Regions from separate parts of the Homo sapiens genome. Here regions 1 and 3 are each linked to region 2. A link is a contact called in ENCODE Hi-C or POLR2A ChIA-PET data. All regions are on one chromosome and are shown on one strand. Each heading gives the region's core, a stretch centred on a gene start or an enhancer-like site at or near the end of the contact. The rest is flanking DNA. Distances are from core to core; before and after follow the strand shown.

What was found. Hi-C counts contacts between places; a loop is a spot of excess contacts on that map. ChIA-PET counts read pairs that join two places held with the same protein, here RNA polymerase II (POLR2A). Pooled maps may share reads with other maps.
Region 1: a map of CD8-positive, alpha-beta T cell shows a loop between it and region 2 (9-fold over the local background). The contact joins the promoter of BOD1 here to the promoter of PANK3 in region 2. A Hi-C loop is called at or near these places in 2 of 168 maps with a recorded cell type or tissue (CD4-positive, alpha-beta memory T cell and CD8-positive, alpha-beta T cell) and 13 of 50 pooled maps.
Region 3: a map of CD8-positive, alpha-beta T cell shows a loop between it and region 2 (32-fold over the local background). The contact joins the promoter of CPEB4 here to the promoter of PANK3 in region 2. A Hi-C loop is called at or near these places in 3 of 168 maps with a recorded cell type or tissue (CD4-positive, alpha-beta T cell and CD8-positive, alpha-beta T cell) and 10 of 50 pooled maps. POLR2A ChIA-PET finds 5 or more read pairs at or near these places in 1 of 52 experiments (T-cell).

The regions. Positions count from the first base shown.
Region 1 is chr5:173,614,411-173,618,494 of GRCh38, forward strand. BOD1 (biorientation of chromosomes in cell division 1) reads right to left here and starts at 2,240. Exons shown (of 4, transcript NM_138369.3): 1 at 1,790-2,240. The coding sequence starts at 2,026. RefSeq lists silencers at 2,047-2,096, 2,107-2,176 and enhancers at 2,157-2,416, 2,437-2,516.
Region 2 is chr5:168,576,924-168,580,785 of GRCh38, forward strand. It overlaps PANK3 (pantothenate kinase 3), which reads right to left and starts at 2,445. Exons shown (of 7, transcript NM_024594.4): 1 at 2,333-2,445. The coding sequence starts at 2,360. RefSeq lists enhancers at 2,173-2,242, 2,333-2,876 and a silencer at 2,393-2,722.
Region 3 is chr5:173,886,014-173,889,984 of GRCh38, forward strand. It overlaps CPEB4 (cytoplasmic polyadenylation element binding protein 4), which reads left to right and starts at 2,336. Exons shown (of 10, transcript NM_030627.4): 1 at 2,336-3,971. The coding sequence starts at 3,721. RefSeq lists an enhancer at 1,843-2,082.

The DNA of each region.
Region 1 (4,084 bases), core at 990-3,489, 5.0 Mb after region 2:
AAAGGAACTCATGAGCCCACTCATAACGTTTTACTGTACTACCAACCCCTCCACCTGTTCACTTATCAGTTCAAAGTAAATTACAGTGCAAAGTAAATTACAGACATCTGTTCAATTTCCCCTAAATACTTCAGCAGTCTGGGGTGGGGCCCAAAATGTGCATTTCTAACAAGTTCTCAGGTGATGCTGATGTTAATCCAAGCACCACGCTTTGAGAACCACTGGGCTGAAGCAACAAAGGTCTCAGATAAGATATGCCTGAAAAAACACTATCTTCAAGAACTAAAACAACCTGGAATTCTCAGAAGGAACAGCTAAGGAGCTGTACATGGGAAGGTTCCAACCACTCTCCCTCACCAGCCGCTCAAGAGGGTAGTCCCCTCCCCCCTCAGGGGATACGTTCCAAGATCCCCAGTGGGTGCCTGAAACCTCAGGTAGTACTGAACCCTATATACACTACGCATGAATGTCTTTGAGGGCCATTATGAAGTAAAATAGGGGTTACCTGAACACAAGTACTTCCATACCGCAACAATTGGGTAAATGAAACCGCAGAAAGCAAAACCTTGGATGGGGCGGGCTACTGTAGTCGCTTTTGTTTTAAAATCACACACAAAACCTAACGGAATATAAGAAATATGAATGGAGAACTTGTCCTAGGAAAGGTGAAAGCTCTGTCAATACAGATCTGGGATGTATATGTATTAAATTACTTTGTTTCAAGGACAGACTTCTAGTTGGGCTTTTCATCTTGGAGAAGGAACAGTGTATACCACTTTCTCTCTCTACATCCGTATTTACCACCTGGTTTATTTACATGTCAGTTTTCTAACCTAGACTATAAGTTTTGAGGATGGGGTAGTGACTTATTCCTGTAATCGCACAGCTTGGCAACTAGAGGCCAATAAACGTTCAACGAATAAACAGACTACGTTTTTCCCTATCTTAAGGTCTAATTCTAAGCTCACAATCTTGCTGTGAGGTAAGCAAAATGTTTCCATGACAGGCTCTGGTAGGAGAAATCACTACCCTGCAGGAGTCCAGTGACAGGGTCTCCTAACCTACAACCACAGTCGTGGCTAGACAAGTTTTGAAAAGGAAGAAAATGAACATTCCAGCAACTACTGTATGTCTGATACTTAACACCCATTATTTCATTGAATCCAAACCACCCTGACGAGTAGGTAAAGTGAAATAGCGTTTTACTGGTGGGACTGACCAATGGCATTAGGATCTCAACTAGGCACCAAATCTCCTTTTATCAATGATGAAGTGCAAAATAAGGGTGCTGTTTCTACAATTTATCTTAATTCAACGCCGTACTAGTCTGCAAAACAATGAGCTAGAGAAAAGGAATAAACAGCTATAAAATGGTGATGACTGTGTGTTCAAATCATTGTGTTTAATGCCAGCTTCTCAGTGGTGAGTACGGAACAGGTGGAAATTCTAAAGCACGCTTGCTTATCTACTTGGTTTCGAAGTTTGTTATTAAGGGCCTCAGAGGAGTTCCATCTTGGGAATGATACGGTCTAGGCTCTAAAACCCACATTGAAACCCCAAGTTCGGAGAAGGGACTGGGTAAAATCACAACTAGTAGTAAATGTATCAGGCAGGAACCCACGTGTGCATCGCTCAGAAAGCTCTCCGTACTGCCCCAAGCGGTGTAAGACCTCACCGCTGAGATTTCTAAGCTATCTTTTGTTTTGCTCTCGGCTTTCGAAAATCAAAGCTGCCACCCGGCGGCCTCACGTGCAGCCCCGCTCCCCAACGCCCAGGCGGCCGCAGCTACCTTGGTGTCCACGTCGGCCAGGCAGTCCCGGCGGAAGCTGTCAAAAAGGCCCCGGCTCTTGAGCTGCTCCACGATGAGAGCGATGAGCTGCGGGTCGCCGGGAGGCAGCGAGGCCGGGTTGATGGGGCCACCGCCCCCGCTGGCCCCAGTAGCGCCAGTCGCTGCCCCGGCAGAGGCCTGGCTAGTTCCGCCGCCGCCCACCGCGCCAGTTCCCCCGCCGCCGCCGCCGTCCGCCATGGCTGCGCCCCGGGCCCACAAGGGAGAACGACTATAGCTTCTTCTCCAGGACAGAAGGCCTAGAACGTGTAGAGGTGGTGAAGGGGGCGGTGAAGGAGGAGGGCCCCAAGGCGGCAGCGGCGGAGGTGGCGATGGCGGCAGGGGCGGTGGTGGGGGCGGCGGCGGCGAAGGCCCCCTCTGATACAGCAGAGGTTGTGGTGGACGCGGCAGAAACGGCCTGCTCGATTCCAGGCGCACCCCAGATGGCGTCAACGTTGACCTTTGCATTGTGGGGCGGGAAGTTTTCTGTGGCCATCTCCGGCGTTCTTTATAGGCAGCGGCCTAGCCGAGAGAAACTACAACTCCCGGCAGGGTTCGTGCTTGCTCGTCGCGATTTCGCGGGGTAATATGGGAACTGTAGGCGCAGGCCTCGTGATCGCTGCAACCCGCCAGGCCTTCCCCGCCAGGCCTTCCCCGCCCACTCTCTGCTCACTTCCCATTCAATCAACACGTCCCAGCAGTGCCCGATTATAACAGTCATCTGTGGAGCTGATTAAAAGTATAGATTACCAGAATTATTTCTTAAAGATTTTTATCCAGTATTTACGGGTCGAGACCTAGCAATCTGTGCTTCAGCATGCACTCCCACGTCCTTCTTGAACAACATGTTCCGGGAAATTCCGGAAACAGTGGAACAGTCAAACTTCTATTGTTCAGAAATTTGTGAGTTTCCCTCCTTTTGGTTTTAATAGCAATGCATACTCATTTTAGAAAATTGGAAAATAACGGAAAAGTGTGAAGAAGAAAATAAAAGTTTTCCTTAAGTCTGTCTTATATGTGTGTGGATTTCCTCCCAAATATTAAATATTGTCAATCATAAGCCAATATTGAATAATTGAAAAGTGTCAGGCGTGATGCTATGCACTTTCCACGCACTTCTTCACGATAATTTAAAAAAGCAGATACATACTACTATTATTGCTATTTACAGACGTAGAAATGGAGGCAGAAGAAAGTTTGTTAACCTAATCACATACCTAGAGGTAGAAAAGTAGGATTTGAACCCAGGTTTTGAGGATCTAAATCTTGCATTTTAGCCTGAGGTATCCTGAGAGCTAGTTGGTATCCCACAATAGGTAAGGCTTTATATCCTGATTTTTTTAAGTAGCCACAATTCACCATTGGAATCCTATAGCTGCCACCATTATCCTCTCTTCCCTTCATCTTTTGCCTATTGTTAGCTCAGCTCCCCCTCCCAACCTCAGCAATTATGTCTGCTATTGTTGTTTCCTCATCTTACACAAGCAGCAGAGGGGATGTAAATAGCAAATTCTGCAATATCCTTGGCTCCTGCGAAGATGCAGAATTGGCAAAGATCCAGGATGTTCTCCACACCAATATTTAGTACTCAAGACAGTTTAATTTTTTTTTCTTTTTTTTTTTTGAGACAGAGTCTCACTCTATCGCCCAGGCTGGAGTGCAGTGGTGCAATCTTGGCTCACTGCAGCCTCCACCTCCTGGGTTCAAGCAATTCTCCTGCCTCAGCCTCCCGAGTAGCTGGGATTACAGGCGCATGCCACCATACCTGGCTAATTTTAGTATTTTTAGTAGAGATGGGGGTTTCACCATGTTGGCCAGGCTGGTCTTGAATTCCTGACCTCAAGTGATCTACCCGCCTCAGCCTCCCAAAGTGCTGGGATTACAGGTGTGAGCCACCACACCTGTCCAAGAGAGTTTAAATTAACCCTCAAAAGAAACATTCAGGTGTTGGATTATACTCATCCTCTAACACCAGCTCAATCATTCACAATGGGTCAGTTAATGACAAACATTCTCTCTTAATAGCTCACCATCCTTGAGATTACCTAATGTCTGTTCCTACTGGTTGACTCTACACTGATCACTCACCTTTAACCCCAGGAGAAGCCCAGTTCAGGCTGCCTCAGCCCCAGGTTCTTTCTTCTGCAAGCCCTTGATCACTCTGACTAGTCCCTTCTCCATTTTTGGCACCCCACATCTTACTCTCCTTCCTCAGGGAAAATTCTTCTGACCCCTAGATCCAATGAGATATTTCCTCCA
Region 2 (3,862 bases), core at 1,195-3,694:
GGCTGGAGTGCAGTGGCGTGATCTCGGCTCCCTGTAACCTCCGCCTCCTGGGTTCCAGCAATTCTCCTGCCTCAAGCCTCCCGAACAGCTTGGACTACAGGCGCGTGCCACCATGCTCGGCTAATTTTCCTATTTTTAGTAGAGATGGGGTTTCACCATGTTGGTCAGGCTGGTCTCGAACTCCTGACCTCGTGATCTGCCCCACTCAGCCTCCCAAAGTGCTGGGATTACAGGTGTAAACCACCGTGTCCAGCCTTATTTTTTATTATCTGGGACAGTTCATGGTTGAAATACCTTCTTTCCCACACACAAAACGTCATGTTCCTTACTTTTACTACAAACAACAGACAGTAAAGTTACCTTTTACATATAAAAATGTTAGGCTTCTACACCATAGTAACTGACCAGATTTTCAGCATGATTCAATTTTAAGATTAATGGTCTCACAACATACCACAATGTTGTAATAATCAACTTATTTGGGGAAAAACAGGGGGTATTCTCTAATTTCTCAACCTAATGTGTATTTTTAAGTCTTTGGCTGGGACTACAGGCGTGTGCCACCATGCCCGGCTAATCTTTTTATTTATTTATTTGTAGAGATGAGGTCTCACTATGGTGCCCAGGTTGGTCTCGAACTCCTGGCCTCCAGCGATTCTCCCGCCTCGGCCTCTCAAAGTGCTGGGATTTCAGGTGTGACCCACCGTGCCTAGCCCTATTTTATAAACTTCTCATAATAATCTTTATAATCTCTCCTAAAACACCTTTGAAGGAGGTAGTACTCATACCTGATTATTAGTTTGTTCAAATCTAAGTAATCAAATCACTATCATGACAAAAGAAAATAATCACCACCACAAGAGTCAGAATTTGAGTTGGTCATACACTGTTCACCAAATGGAAATTCTAAGAGAAGCAGAGAAAACGTATGCGTGAGGGAAAATGTCCAAGTGTTCTAATTACTGCACCTGTTCAAGATGCATTAGTTTAATTCAGCAAATGAAAATTTAAAGTCTCTCTATATTACTTTTCATTTAAGCCTTCACATCACTATTTTATAGATTTCTTGAACAACTATGACAGGATCTATTCAGTTATAAATAATTTTTTAAAAATTTTAATTAACAGATGAAACTACCAGATAAAGTACTTAGACAATGCTCTATGGGTGCAAGAGAAAGAACACTGTATTATGAGTCAGTCCCCTTAGAGTTATGAACCACATAGCACATGGTTGGTACATGCTTGGAAAAGTTACTCTGGGGCTAAGTTCAATTTCCTCACCTGTGAAGTTAAGACCAAATTACCTTACAGTTATATAGGAATTTGTAGTTTTCACAGGGTTTTGGCTTGTTGCCTCTCAGGTGAGTTTTACAGGAACCCCGATAGGCGGGCAGGGAAGGTGTCAGCGCCCTGTTTTATAGTTGTGGATTTCTTAACAGTTAAAGAGATCACATGAAACACTGTAAAAACAGCAAAAGTATCAATACGACTCTAAGATGAGCATGAATCCCCACGTTCCTAGTCCTTCTGGGAGGCTATACTTAAAAAGAGTGACAATCACAATGGCTGGGTGATTAAATAAGTCAATTACTGGAATAAAAGGTTTTTAAAAGACTAAACATAAAAGGAAGCAAATGAAAGTCGACCTTTCTAAAAGCATAGTCAGAATTTAAGTACATGCATAGAAAAATATCTACGGGTATTCACCATAATATTAATAGCGGTTCGCTCCGGGTGCGGGGAATACGGGTGACTTTATCTTTCTTGTTTATCTGCGTTTTCTAAAACAAACATGAACTAGTTGATATTCTAAACAAAAACAAGCCAAAGCAATTACACACTGGCAGACTGCATGCACGTACGTTTGAAAGCTCCAACTGTAACAACAGTGACAACTCCCAGGAACCCACCGGCATTTCAAGGACACAAGCAGGAAGCCCGGAAATCCCTAAAAACAGGTGCTAAAAGCCGCCAGCGCAACCTGACAGCCGCGACCGCCTCTTTTCAACCTGAATTCAGGGGGAGCTGGGAGAGGAGACTAGTCTGGTTTGACAAAAATCAGAATCAGAAATTCCCTCTGGCACCTCCCAGATCTCGAAGAGAAAGTGGGAGGAAAGGCTAGGGGGCGGCAGGCATTCACCATGCATGAATAGGGGGATGGGGAGGACGGAAGCCTCGAACTCGTGGCTCAAATGGTCCCTCCGCCCCCATACCGGACGAAGCGCCGGCGAGGAGCGACGGGCTTGGAAGCCGACCGCCCAGCCAAGGGGCTTTCAGACGGGGCCCAAGGGTGCCCTCCCAACCTGGCGGGCCCCAGCCCCCGTCTTACAGGGTTTCTTGGCATCTTTGATCTTCATGGCGTCGGCCCGAGGGGCGATGGACGGCCTCCGATCCGGGGCACTGAGAGCAGAGGCGGCGACTCCGGAGGTGGCTGGGCCGCGCGGCGAGGCCCGGCCGGTTCCTCCCCTCAGGCCGGGCGGGGCCGGCCTAGGGCGGGGCGGCGGCGCCTGAGGAGATGCCCGGCCCAGGGGGCGGCCCCCCACCCCCGCGAGGGGTGGCCGGGACCGAGCAAGCTGGGGAAGGCCGCCGGCCTCGCCGCTCCGGGGCCCCCCCGCAGCCGCTCCAAACAAAAGGCCCCGGTCCCCGGAGCCGCCGCCACCGCCGCCGCCGCCGCACTGAGAAATAGCCCGCCCAGGCCGAACGCCCACGTGACGCGAGCCCCCCCTCGCTCCGCTTCCGCCCGGCTGCTGGGGATTGTAGTTCTCCGGTTCGTGAGGCCCCGCTCTCTGGCTGTAGTTGTGCAGGTGGACTACAAAGCCCGAGATGCATCGCGGCCCCTCCTCCGAGGCCCCTCAGCTTCCGCAGATCGCCTCAGAGTGGTCCCAGCGAGAAGAGGGCTGGGTCTTAGTCACGCCAGCGAGGAGGCGACCAATGGTGACTGAGATGGGCGTGCTGGGGAAGTCGGGCTCAGACCTCAGCAGGTCGCGGAGAGAAGGGGGAATGAACTCTTCGAGAGGACTGTCATGGCTGTTCGGCCATTCTCAGATTTCCCCTTGAGACAGGAAAGCTGGTCGTCAGGCCATGGAAAGCGCTACAATCAGGGCTCTAGAGCTGTGCTTAAGATAGACCCTTGAGTACATTGGCGGATTAAAATTATTCACAAAGGAATCCTTTTGCTTAATAGAGACACCTTGAATGTTAGGGTCGGAATGATGACAATAGCAGGAATAGAGGTAACATCTATGGAACGCGTTATGTTCATGGGACTCTGCTAAGCACTTTGTGTGATTTACTTAAATTCAGGGGCCTTGTGGACCACGTGCAATTATTCATTTTATTGTCACTCATTTTGAAGATGGGGCACGGTCTGAGGAGTTAAATTGCTTGCTGAGCATTCTTTTTGCCACCGATCCATATTCCCCTGGGGCCCTCCAGCCCAGCTCTCTCCTTCTAAAGGGAAAACTGACTCCCAGAGAAGAAAATTTAGTTGCTCCAGTTCTCACAGTAAAGCCAGGACACCCTTTCCCCTTGCCTCCTAGAGTCTTAGTCCTCCAGCTGGAATGGGAGAAGATGGCATTGGGTATCTTCTCTTGGCCTTCACTTTTGTTGCCCAGTTAGATGGCCAGGAATTCTGTAGTTTTTACAATAGATGGATAGAGGGTTGGCAGTAGAGGATTGGGCATTCCAGTCAAAGAAACCCGCTTACCAAAGAGCCTTACTGCCCCTTCTTGCAGATGATAAGCCAAGGGATGTGAAGAAGGACAGGAGAGGACACAAGCTACCATTTATTGAGTACATACCAAGGGCTGACACTTTGCAAAGTGCCTTACTTTTAAAATTTAAATTTAATCCTCCCAAC
Region 3 (3,971 bases), core at 1,086-3,585, 5.3 Mb after region 2:
AAATGGACTAATAAAACTTTTTAGGAGTCCAGCACTTCACATGTATCCCATGTAATTTACAAACTTAGCAAGAGAGGAAATATCATTCACATTTTATCTAGAAGGAACCAAGGGCTTATAGAGGTGATGCCCAGTTTTGCACAGCTAGGAAGCAGCAGAGCTGGGATTCAAATTCAGGGCTGTTTGGTTCCAAAGGTGCTCTTTTTTCCAAGTCATGGCTGCCATTTTAGCCACTGATAATTAGTAGCTCTGAGGGACCCTAAACCATCTTCTGGGCATGGAACATTCATTTGTTCATTCAATAAATGTGTTCTGAGTTTTGAGTCTGCTCTGTGCCAGACCCTCTTCTGGCCACTGGGGACATAAAGATAAATCAGACACAACCTCTGCCCTTAAGAAACTAACCCACTGACAACCAGCAGTAATTAAAAGAGAGCAATCTACAAGACATTAGAGAGAGGGCCAGTCAAGGAAACCATTCTGGCGGAAAAGACACCTGACGGAACCAGCTAAGTTTCCAGGCATGTCCAGTTGTAGGGAATAAACAGCAGGTAAGACCCAATCTCTATGCTCAAAGAATCCATAGTAGAGTTACAGAGACAAGACTCATGCTCATGGCACAATGAAAGAGAATAAAATCACCGATTGAAGGCCCTCAGGTGTTCTACACGGAAGTGATGGAGGATTGACAGACTGAGGCAGAAGTTGAGACCATTAGAGGAAGGCTATGGAAATGAAATGGAAGCCACCTTTGTTCATACTATTTTTCATTAATCTTGGTATCTTTTTTTTCCCTCTAGTTGTGCCAGTTACTTCTGGCTCTACCCTGATTTCTTTGTTCATTTTTCTTCCTGCTAAAGGAAAATACTCACTTATTTAACATATTTAAAGCTGTGCTGAGAGCAAAGCATTATCCTAAGCCCTGATGGTGGTCATAGCGTTGGGAATGTACAAAGATAAACAGGACATTAAAGCCCTTGAGTACCAAACATAATGAAAAGTCTGATATGTGAGCTCCAAACCAAATGGCAAAAGGAAGGAAATAATTAATTCAGACTTGGAAACAGGAGTGAGGGGTGGGGGGTGGGTGACGGGTGGAAGGGGTGGCAGTGGGTTGGGGGGCTGTCACTCAGGGAAGACTTCATTGTTGCTGGTTTGTTCATTCACGTTTTCAGGATTCATTCACTGATGTCTCCTATCTACAATGTCTGCTCCTGAAAGAGCCCACGGTCCAGCACAGGTCTGGAAGACATAAACCATCACAATATAGTGTGAGAAACAAGCACGAGAGGTACACAGGGCCGTGGACGCTTATAAGAGAGAATTCAGAAGATGCTGTTGGTGGCTTTTGAACTGATTCCTAGAAATAAATAGGAATTTACCAAAGGAGAAGAGTGGAAAGGACATGTAAAAAGGCATTGAGAGTGTGTTTGGAGGGGGAAGAGGCACTAAGATATACCACCCATTAGGTAGAAAGGCTTGAATACCAGACTAACAAGTTTGGCCTTTATCTTCGAAATAATGGGCAACCATAGAAGAAATCGGAGCATGTGAGGGTCAAGATAAAATTTTAGTTTTGGAATTTTCCCTCTGGTATTGCGTGTAAGGTGTACTAGATCGGGATGATACGGGGGCATAGCCACAGACGCCTCAGCTGCATCTCTGCACCTGGGAGACTGCACCAGATGCGAGCCTAGCAGAATGGGAGAGTGGGAGGTGCGGGTGAGCGAATGGAAGGTTAAGGGAGAGTCCCTCGTGAGGTCTACATTCTGGGCAAGGGCAAACGCAGTTCTAGGCACCGCACAGCTGCTGGCAAGACCCGCCTCCCCTTCCAGATCCCTCTGGGGCGGAGCTCGGGCCAGAGCACGTGATGCTTGGAGCACCACCTTTACTGTGGGCACCCTTCTCATTCATCCGCGGTTTCACGGGCCGCCACTTCGATCTCCAACACCTTGACCGTATGCCTTCGTGAGCGAGGAATCCGTTCTCCTTGACACGTCCCTATTGCTCCTCCTGCAAAGCCCAGTTAGGGAAGAGAAATATCAAAGGAGTCCCTTGCCCACACAAAAGATGGCGACCTGCTGCGCTCACTCTGGGTGGGGGAAGCGGGTTCCAGGCGCCGGGCCTCACTAGGCGAGGCGCAGACGGAAGAGGCGTCTCTGGAGGTAACTTTTCGACCTTCCTGGGAGTAGCTCTGAAGCGAGGGGGCGTGGCCTCGCCTGAGTTCTAACAGATGATTGGTCTTCCGGCAGGTAGGTGGGGAATGAGTGCTACCCCCACCCCTCCCTCTTCGAACCGGAAGTGTCTCTGGGTCTTTCCAGCTGGTTGTCATTTCACTCGGCTCGGTCCTGAGGAGAAGGACTCAGCCGCGGCTGCGGGACCCGGGCACCGGGAGGCGGTGGCGGCGGCGGCGGCGGCAGCAGCGGCGACAGCAGAGGAGGAAGAGGAGGAAGAAGGAAAGAAAAAGAAGAACCAGGAGGAGTCCTCAACAACGACAGCGGGGACTGCGGGACCAGGGTAAAGCGGCGACGGCGGCGACGGCCCAGCAACCGTGAGGAGAAACAAAAGCCTTCTAAATTATAGTTTAAAAAAAAATTCTGGGGGAAAAGAGAGAGAAAGCCGAGGGGGGAGGCCCTTCTCCTTTAAAATAACTACGGTAGTGGGTTTTTCCTTTTTTTCCTCTTTTTTCCCTCTCTGCGGAGAATCGAACTGAGGGAACTGAACAAACCGCCCCTGGGTCCCATGAGGGAAAAAAACCCCGGAGCCGCAGAGAGGGGAAGAGGCAGAAACCGCAGGACCTTCCAGGTCGCCCCCTCGGTCCCCGCACCCCCAGGCCGCCCGCTCACCCTCGTCGAGTCTCGCTAATCCCTCCTGATCGCGACCCCCGCAAGAGGGAGAAACGGGTGTTTCCAACCCCTTTCATGGGGGAGAGGAAGCCGCGGGGAGCCCAGGAACAGCGACCGCAGCAAGATCTGCACCCGGAGCCTCAGGAACAGCCCCAGAGGCCAAAACTGCACCCTGCGAAAGAGCAGAAAACAGGACCAGGAACAGCAGAAACCTCCCTGCAATCATCTTTCCATTAGTCAATGCTGATTTCCTCTCCCGAAACCAGGAATTCACTTCCCACCCCAGATAACCTAATATAATCTATATATATAAATATATAATATATAATGTTCTTAAATTATTCCTGATTTTTTTTTAACCAAGCTGCCAAGAAAAGAACGTATTCCCCTCTTAGTCCTATTCTAATTTTTATGTGAGTGAATCTAAACTGCTGAGGAAAACCATATGTGATTGTTAAATTATATATATCTATATTTTTACTCCGCGCAAGGCTTATTCTTCTACATCCATAGATGCTTGAGAAGCTCTGTTTTTGTCATTCATGTACATTTTCCTTTGGAAAAAGAAAGCGCCTATTTTACTAACCAAAGACTTGATTTTTACCCTCTTCATTTTTATTCCCTCCTAAAAATAAGCCCAATTGGATCCAAGTCAATGTTTTAAGAGATTTTTTTAAGAGTTGTTTTTTCTTTCAGAGACCAGAATTCCAAATCAGAACAATTTAAGGTGATAAGCTGCGATCTTTGAGCTAGCTATAAATAAGACATTTCAAGCAAGCAAGCAAACAACTTAAATTTGGGGTAGAGGAAAAAAAAGGCGTGAGACATCAGGTTGTCATTTTTTATTGTGAGATTCTGCTCCTAAAGATAATAAATGGGGGATTACGGGTTTGGAGTGCTAGTGCAAAGCAATACTGGGAATAAATCTGCTTTTCCAGTCAGATTCCATCCACATCTGCAGCCTCCACACCATCACCAAAATGCCACCCCCAGCCCTGCTGCTTTTATAAATAATAACACAGCTGCCAATGGCAGCAGTGCTGGGTCAGCTTGGCTTTTTCCTGCTCCAGCTACCCATAACATTCAGGATGAGATCTTGGGGTCAGAAAAAGCAAAAAGTCAGCA